2 separate regions of the Homo sapiens genome follow, and region 2 is linked to region 1. A link is an interaction called in ENCODE POLR2A ChIA-PET data of the cell type or tissue named here. Cell type or tissue: PC-9. All regions are shown on one strand. Region 1 overlaps P3R3URF-PIK3R3 (P3R3URF-PIK3R3 readthrough). Region 2 overlaps TMEM69 (transmembrane protein 69).

What was found. Peaks named below come from ENCODE experiments on the same cell type or tissue, not always from the same donor. Only the 100,000 strongest peaks of a DNase experiment are listed, where the experiment ranks them.
Region 2: POLR2A ChIA-PET joins it to region 1 with 9 read pairs; 2 of 35 experiments call an interaction of 5 or more read pairs at or near these places.

The regions. Positions count from the first base shown.
Region 1 is chr1:46,052,999-46,056,998 of GRCh38, reverse strand. It overlaps P3R3URF-PIK3R3 (P3R3URF-PIK3R3 readthrough), which reads left to right. Exons shown (of 10, transcript NM_001303427.2): 7 at 1,028-1,204. PIK3R3 (phosphoinositide-3-kinase regulatory subunit 3) reads left to right here. Exons shown (of 10, transcript NM_003629.4): 7 at 1,028-1,204. It overlaps LOC124904171 (a long non-coding RNA gene), which reads right to left. Exons shown (of 3, transcript XR_007066061.1): 2 at 3,852-3,994; 3 at 3,070-3,179. Among named protein-coding and RNA genes, the nearest start is that of PIK3R3, 78 kb to the left of the region's middle. In PC-9, no CTCF peak of the experiment used is centred here; no DNase peak of the experiment used is centred here; H3K27ac peaks cover 481 bases.
Region 2 is chr1:45,693,468-45,697,467 of GRCh38, reverse strand. TMEM69 (transmembrane protein 69) reads right to left here. Exons shown (of 3, transcript NM_016486.4): 3 at 3,032-4,000. The coding sequence ends at 3,563. It also overlaps a transcript of IPP not described here. Among named protein-coding and RNA genes, the nearest start is that of TMEM69, 7.3 kb to the right of the region's middle. In PC-9, no CTCF peak of the experiment used is centred here; no DNase peak of the experiment used is centred here.

The DNA.
Region 1 (4,000 bases):
ATATCACCATTTTAAACAGATGAGGAAATGAAGGCACTGAGAAGTTAAATAACTTGCCCATGGCCCCACAGCAAGTGACAGCAGAGATTCAGATGTAGGTAGGCTAATTGCAAAACCATTGTTCTTAACTGTTGTGTTATGCTACCTCTGGAATATCAAATGTATAGCTTTACTTGTTCAGTCATTGCTGGATTCAGGGCCCAAACAAGGTTATTGGGATTCTCTCTCATGTTGTATTTTGGCTCAGTTTTTCTCTGGGTTGATTTTATCCTCAGGCAGGCATTGCCGGTGAAGTGACAGTATAGCTGCTGGGATGAGAACTGCATATTCATAATTTAGCAATTTGTGTGGAAAGAGAGAATTTATTTTAACAATACAGTTCTAGCAAATGTTCTAGAATTGACTCTCATTGGGTCAGTTTGAGTTTTATTCCTATTCCTGAACCGTCACTGTGGCCTGAGGGTAGGGATGGGATAGAGTGGAATATTCTTATTGGCCAGTCTGGGCCATGTGTGTTTCCATCCCTGGATCTGAGACGGGGGAATGAATCCTTACCTCCAGGGAACATCAGGGTGCTAATACCAGAAATGGGAATGGATATGGGCCAGGCAAAAACAAATGTTCACCACGCTTAAGATATTAGGACCTCACTGGGTGCAATGGCTCACGCCTGTAATCCCAGTACTTTGGGAGACTGAGGCAGGCAGATCACCTGAGGTTAGAAGTTTGAGACCAGCCTGGTCAACATGGCAAAACCCCATCTCTACTAAAAATACAAAAATTAGCCGGGTGTGGTGGCATGCGCCTGTAATCCCAGCTACTGGGGAGGCTGAGGCAGGAGAATTGCTTGAACCCGGGAGGCGGAGGTTGCAGTGAGCCGAGATCATGCCACTACACTCCAGCCTGGGTGACAGAGCGAGACTCAATCTCAAGGGAAAAAAAAAAAGGATATTAGGACCGTGCTCACCCAGTAGGATCTGTCTGCTTGATTTCTATTTTAGCCTTAACATGTCAAATATTTTTACAGAATTATGATGAATTATGATAAATTGAAATCACGTCTGGGTGAGATTCATGATAGCAAAATGCGTCTAGAGCAGGATTTGAAGAATCAAGCTTTGGACAACCGAGAAATAGATAAAAAAATGAATAGCATCAAACCTGACCTGATCCAGCTGCGAAAGATCCGAGATCAACACCTTGTGTAAGTAGTCTGGGAGTGTATGGGGAGGGAGACGTTAGTGCCAGGTTACTACCAGCACTAGAGACACTAGAGGTGGAAGAAGAGATTAGAGATTTGTAATTGAGAATTGGCCAGTAAGATGGTAAGAATTTAGGAAAGTGTCCTTGGTAGTTGTAGGGGGTACCAGAGTTAATCTGAAGTTAATATGTGGAGCAAACCAGAATGTAGGACTCTTGATCCATACAAATGCCTTGGAAATCTCAGAGGCTGGCTGTGGCATGAGTAAAATGCTATATCTTAACAAGAACAGATTAATGTTTGCCTAAAACATAAAAATCAGAATCTTTGTTTACATACTAGAACTGAGTGGGGAATTTCTATTTCCTCTGAGGGGAAGTAGGTTCTAGGCTGGGCACTGTGGCTTACGCCTGTAACCCCAGCACTTTGGGAGGCCGAGGTAGGCAGATCATCTGAGGTCCGGAGTTCGAGACACCAGCCTGGCCAACATAGTGAAACTCCGTTTCTACTAAAAATACAAAATTAGCTGGGCGTGGTGGCACATTCTTGTAATCCCAGCTACTCAGGAGGCTGAGGCAGGAGAATCACTTGAACCCTGGAGGCGGAGGTTGCAGTGAGCCGAGATCACGCCACTGCACTCCATGCCTGGGTGACAGAGTGAGACTCCATCTGGGAAAAAAAAAAAAAAAAAGATGGTGAAACCCTGTCTGTACTAAAAATACAAAAAATTAGCTGGGCATAGTGGTGGGCGCCTGTAATCCCAGCTACTTGGGAGGCTGAGGTAGGAGAATCGCTTGAACCTGGGAGGCAGAGGTTGCAGTGAGCCGAGATCGTGCCACTGCACTCCAGCCTGGGCAACAGAGTGAGTCTCAAAAACAACAACAAAAACAAAATGACATTCTTTATTTAAATAACAGAAATGTATCTATAGAAGGCACTTGAGGTAATTTGAGTAGTGAAACCTAATTCTTTAGTATGAGGGAAAACTATATAATTTAGCCAAATATAGGCATAATAGAGATAATATACAAATATAAATGGAAAGATAGTATCAGAATAAAATGTGTGAATTATATTTTTAGAAACATAAATAACTGCTTCATAGGACAGAATGCATGAGAAAGGAAGATCCTGGATATTGGGCTTAGTTCTGGGTAACGAATAGACTGTTTTGAAATGCATCTATGGGTGACCTTGATGCATGTAACACCACTCAATTCAAACTACTGGCAGGAGAAGACAGAGCAGAGACCTCTGAATCTGGGTTTTCCATAGACTTCAGGGTTCTTTGTGTGAGAAAGAGGGAGAGGATGAAATATACACCTAGAGATTGGAACTGTGGCAGAAGAGTTTCAGTAGAGGAAGATTTAAGGTGATTTTTTTTTTTTTTTTTTTTTTTTGTGAGGCGGAGTCTCACTGTGTCACCCAGGCTGGAGTGCAATGGCACAATCTCAGCTCCCACTGCAACCTCCACCTCCTGGGTTCAAGTGATTATCCTACATCAGCCTTCCGAGTAGCTGGGAATACAGGCATGCACCACCATGCCCAGCTAATTTTTGTATTTTTAGTAGAGATGGGGTTTCACCATGTTGACCAAGCTGGTCTTAAGCTCCAGACCTTAGGTGATGTACCCACCTTGGCCTCCTAAAGTACTGGGATTATAGGCATGAGCTACTGTACCCAGCCTAAGGTGATATTTCTTGGGGTAAACAATTACAACTACACCATGCTGAGTAGTTTTTAATACCAGCTCTCTCAAGAGATCATTTTAGTTTGCTATTGTGGCCAAAAGTCAAGCCAAGTGTATATAGCATACTGAAGAGCTTTGTAAACAAGGCAAGGAGGGTGCTCTTATCTGTAAATGGGGTGTGTCTGCTCTTGGAATGCTCACGTGGTTCTGGTCACATCATGAAGCTGAAGAAAGGCTCAAAAAGGCTATGCTATACACCAAAACAATGAATGGAAGTCCTTCTTTGCCCTGAAAAGCAATAAGAAATACAAGGAATATACCATCCCAAGGGGCGTGAATAAGTGTGGTGTCTTAGTCTGTTTAGGCTGCTATAAAAAAAATCATAAATTGGGTAGTTTGTAAATACCAGAAATTTCTCACAGTTCTAGAGGCTAGGAAGTCCGAACTCAAGGCACTGGCAGATTTGGTGTCTGGTGAGGGGTGAGGATCTGCTTTCTGGTTCATAGATGGCACCTTCTACCTATGTCCTGGTAGAAGGAGCTAGGGGGTCTCTATCAGGCCTCTTTTATAAGGGCACTAATTCCATTCATGAGGGCTCTGCCTTTATGACCTAATCACCTCCCAAAGTCCTCACCTCCTAATACCGTCACCTTGAGTGTTAGATTTTCAACCTATGAATTTTGGGAAGATACTAACATTCAGACTATATAGCATGTGGCAAACCAGACCTTGGAAGTTTCTTTAATGGGTTGTATAAACTAAATACAGAAGACAGAAAGAAAACAACAGCAAAAAAAGACAACAAAAACCATACACACCAAAAAAAACCACAGAAAACAAAACAGTGACACCACAACAACAACAACAAATATAAGAGTTTAGATAACATCATGGATGACAAATTCATAACCTACAAGTAAGGACAACTCAGAAGTGTAGGGAGACACAGACAGCCATTACCTCTTTTGGAAGGGCTGCTTCCAGGAGAATAGTTCAGTGTCCCATGGTCCATGCTTTGATGTTTCTAACAGAGAATTGTCTCTGGGCTTGGTGGATTTGATCTATTCTAATGCTGGAATTTGTATAGTCGGTCCTGAAGAAGACTGGTA
Region 2 (4,000 bases), 360 kb after region 1:
CCAGTCTTGCCAACATGGTGAAACCCCGTCTCTACTAAAAATACAAAAAATTGGCAGCAGGTGGTGGTACATGCCTGTAATCCCAGCTGCTGAGGAGGCTGAGGCAGGAGAATCACTTGAATCCAGGAGGTGGAGGTTGTAGTGAGCTGAGATCATACCACTGTGTTCTAGCCTGGGCCATAGAGCAAGACTTTGTCTCAAAAAAAAATAAAACAAAAAATATTTGGTTTAGTCTACAACTATACCTTCCTTATAACTTAACCATATGCATTTATTAGGAAAAGTTTATGTAATGCAGACAGGAAGCTCTATGTTCCCTTCTCTGGGGCATCCTGAACGTCTGAAGGGTCACAGATGTCTGTGTAGAGATCTGTAAGATGTCAAAGAATAAAGATAATTTATAGACTAAGCTATAACTCATGTGCCTTTACTATTTCTAGTTACAGAGAATCTGTATTCTGATTCAAAACAGATTTACAAAATACTTCTACAACTAATTTCTCATTGTCTAGTAGCAACTGAAAATGACACTTTGAAGGGGTGTGCTTTGCACAGCTGTGGCAGAAATGTAATGTCAAGGCAGTCAGTGTTTTAACAGGTCCCGAAGATCCCTGAAAATAGGTGACTGTAAATATGCTTATTATTCCTAGGTAATGACAAGATTGGTTTTGTTTTTGTTTTTGTTTTGAGATGGAGTTTCGCTCTTGTTGCCCAGACTGGAGTGCAATAGCATGATCTTGGCTCACCGCAACCTTTGCCGCCCGGGTTCAAGCGATTCTCCCGCCTCAGTCTCCTGAGTAGCTGGGATTGCAGGCATGAACCACGAGGCCCAGCTAATTTTGTATTTTTTGTAGAGGTGGGGTTTCTCCATCTTGGTCACGCTTGACTCGAACTCCCGACCTCAGGTGATCTGCCTGCCTTGGCCTCCCAAAGTGCTGGGATTACAGGCATGAGCCACCTCACCAGGCTAACAAGATTGTTTTTAAAAGAATGTACTAATAAAGTATCTAGTTTTTTTGTTTCTTTGTATTACTTTATCAGTGGCATTCTGGGTTACCAAACTGTAGTAGGATTGCACAAGTTTTTTAGTTGGTTTTGTTTTAACTTTAAGGACTTGCACATTTCATTTTACATTTAATTCTGTTTTTTGAGAAATGATTAAAGTGATCTACCTCCAAAATGTTTAACAATCCGATATGCTTCTAAGTATCCTGCCAATGTACTTAATCAAATGTACTTAAAAATCAGTTTTCTTAAAGAAGCATACACTGTAATTCACCTGGAAAAATAGCATTTTTAAGTAAAATTAGGCAATTAGCCTAAAAATATGATTTGCCTCTATTCTGGAAAATAATTCATTTAATTCAGATTATGGAAAAGTCTTAAATTTGTATAGCATTCATGCAATTTAATAACAAAGAAGTGAGTTTCCTTATCAAAACAATCTGAGTAGAATCAGATTGAGACTGAGTGGAAACATCATCTCTAAAAAATATACAGGCCGGGCACGGTGGCTCATGTCTGTAATCCCAGAATTTTGGGAGGCCAAGGTGGGTGGGTCACCTGAAGTTGGGAGTTTGAGACCAGCCTGACCAACATGGAGAAACCCTGTCTCTACTAAAAATACAAAATTAGCTGGGCATGGTGGCGCATGCCTGTAATCCCAGGTACTCGGGAGGCTGAGGCAGGAGAATCGCTTCAACACGGGAGGCGGAGGTTGCGGTGAGCCGAGATAGCGCCATTGCACTCCAGCCTGGGCAACAAGAGTGAAACTCCATCTAAAAAAAAAAAAAATTCCAGGTTATACTATATCCTGATCTATATCCTTAGACCATTTTTAATCCTTAGACCATTTTTAATGTTTTTCCTTTTTGGTGAGACTAGGAATTTCAGAAAACTAGGTTTTCTGTTAATTCTTTTTTTCTCCACCTTAAGTAGAGTGATTAGAGACTACGTTTTCAAGTGAAAATCTAAGGTGTTGCTTTTGCTGTTTTAAGAAAGCTTCTGCACTGGGTGCAGTGGCTCACGCCTGCAATCCTAACACTTTGGGAGCCTAGGCAGGAGGATTGCTTGAGCTCAGTTCAAGACCAGCCTGGGCAACATAGGGAGACCCTGTCTCTACAAAAAATTAAAAAATTAGCTTGGCATAGTGGTGCACAACTGTAGTCCCAGCTACTCAGGAGGCTGAGGTGGGAGAATTGCTTGAGCCCAGGAGGTCGAGGCTGCAGTGAGCCATGACCACACCACTACACTCTGGCCTGAGCAAGAGTGAGACCCTGCGTTTAAACAAAACAAAACAAAAACAAAAACACACCAAAGCTAAAAGCTTCTCTGTGATTTAAAAGATGTAGAACTAGACCAGCCTGTCCAACATGGTGAAATGCCACCTCTACTAAAAATACACACCAAAAAATTAGTTGGGCATGGTGGCACGTGCCTATAATCCCAGCTACTCTAGAGATGCTGAGGCAGGAGAATCGCTTGAACTCGGGAGGTGGAGGTTGCGGTGAGCCAAGATCGTGCCACTGCACTCCAGCCTAGGCGACAGAATGAAACTCCATCTCAAAAAAAAAGATGTAGAACTAGATAGGCCTGCTCATTAGAATATCAAGATGGCTCCAGCTTGACTTTTCTTTCCTAATTTATATGTACTAGTGGCTTTATTTTAAATAGTTTCCTTTGAAAATAATCATTTTGACCAGCTATTATGTGTTTGGTGGTAAGGGACAAGTTGTTATCTGTACCATGCCAAATATCCTAATAAAAACTGGAAAACATGTCCAACTTACCTTTGAATGTGGCTTTCCCTCATGACACTGCTCCCTACTGACTTTAGAGCCATAGATCCTTTTAGCTCATATAATTGGGTTATACCATGTGAAATAAGTTTGGACATGCCTTTCCCAGTGGTAACTCCTGTGAAAACTCAATGGAACTACCTTTTCTTTTCAGATACTCACAGATACGAGGTTTTCCGCTTGAAGTGGGAGAATATGTGCATTCTTTTCAATGATCACAAGACTCTAACAAAGGGGATTTTTAATCTTTAATTTTCAAGATGGTTAAAATATTGAAATGTTTAAGTGGATAACTATATTATTCATAAAATGACTGAGTGAAAACTAATATACTATGAGATGAAAAGTACTTGTCAGGGATTTTCAAGCTTTTGCTCAAGTAATTACCATGAAGTAACAATTTCTAGAAATGAAGAACAATCTGTGAAGATAAATTACCATTGGTGTGGGGAAAAAAAGCCAAACAGAAGTAGAAAAAGGTGTAGCTGGCATACAAATGTTATCTACAGTGTATTTATATATATATATTTTTAAAACTTTTAACTAAAAAGTAAACTTTAATGTCGAAAATGCAAACTTGGGGAAGACAGAAAAGATCACACACAAGGCTGTCACTTCACACGTGGAAGGTTGCACAGCGGCCGGGCAGAGGCGCTTGTCACACTTCCCAGATGGTCAGGCGGCCAGGCAGAGGCGCTCCTCACTTCCCAGACGGGGCAGCAGCTGGGCAGAGGTGCTCCTCACTTCCCAGACTTTTATATTTTTTATACTTGACCAGGTCTCTTATGTCCTTTTTCTGGAAAACTACTTTTAACTACTAAAGTGATTATAAATGAAAAAGTGGCCAATAAAGTGACTACTATCCTCAGGGCTTTAAACCAGTTGGGATAATGTGGTAAGAGAAAAAGTTCAAGGTGGAATGCTACTCCCATACCCATTATTACTGTGACTATGGCTTCACTAAGTCTTTCAGAAATAAGGAAGGCAAACCATGAAAAGAAAAGAGGAGCTGCACTGCTAGCTAAATTAAGGTAGTCTGGTTTGGCTGGACTACCTTCTGGTAGAGCAAAACCCCATCTGATCCCACCCAAGAAAGATAGGAAACTGGCTCCATAAGCCATCTGAGTAAAAGCTAATATGGGAATATAAGTTTTTGTCATCAGCATGACCAGTGGTGGAGCAACGAAGGGGATTAGTCCTGC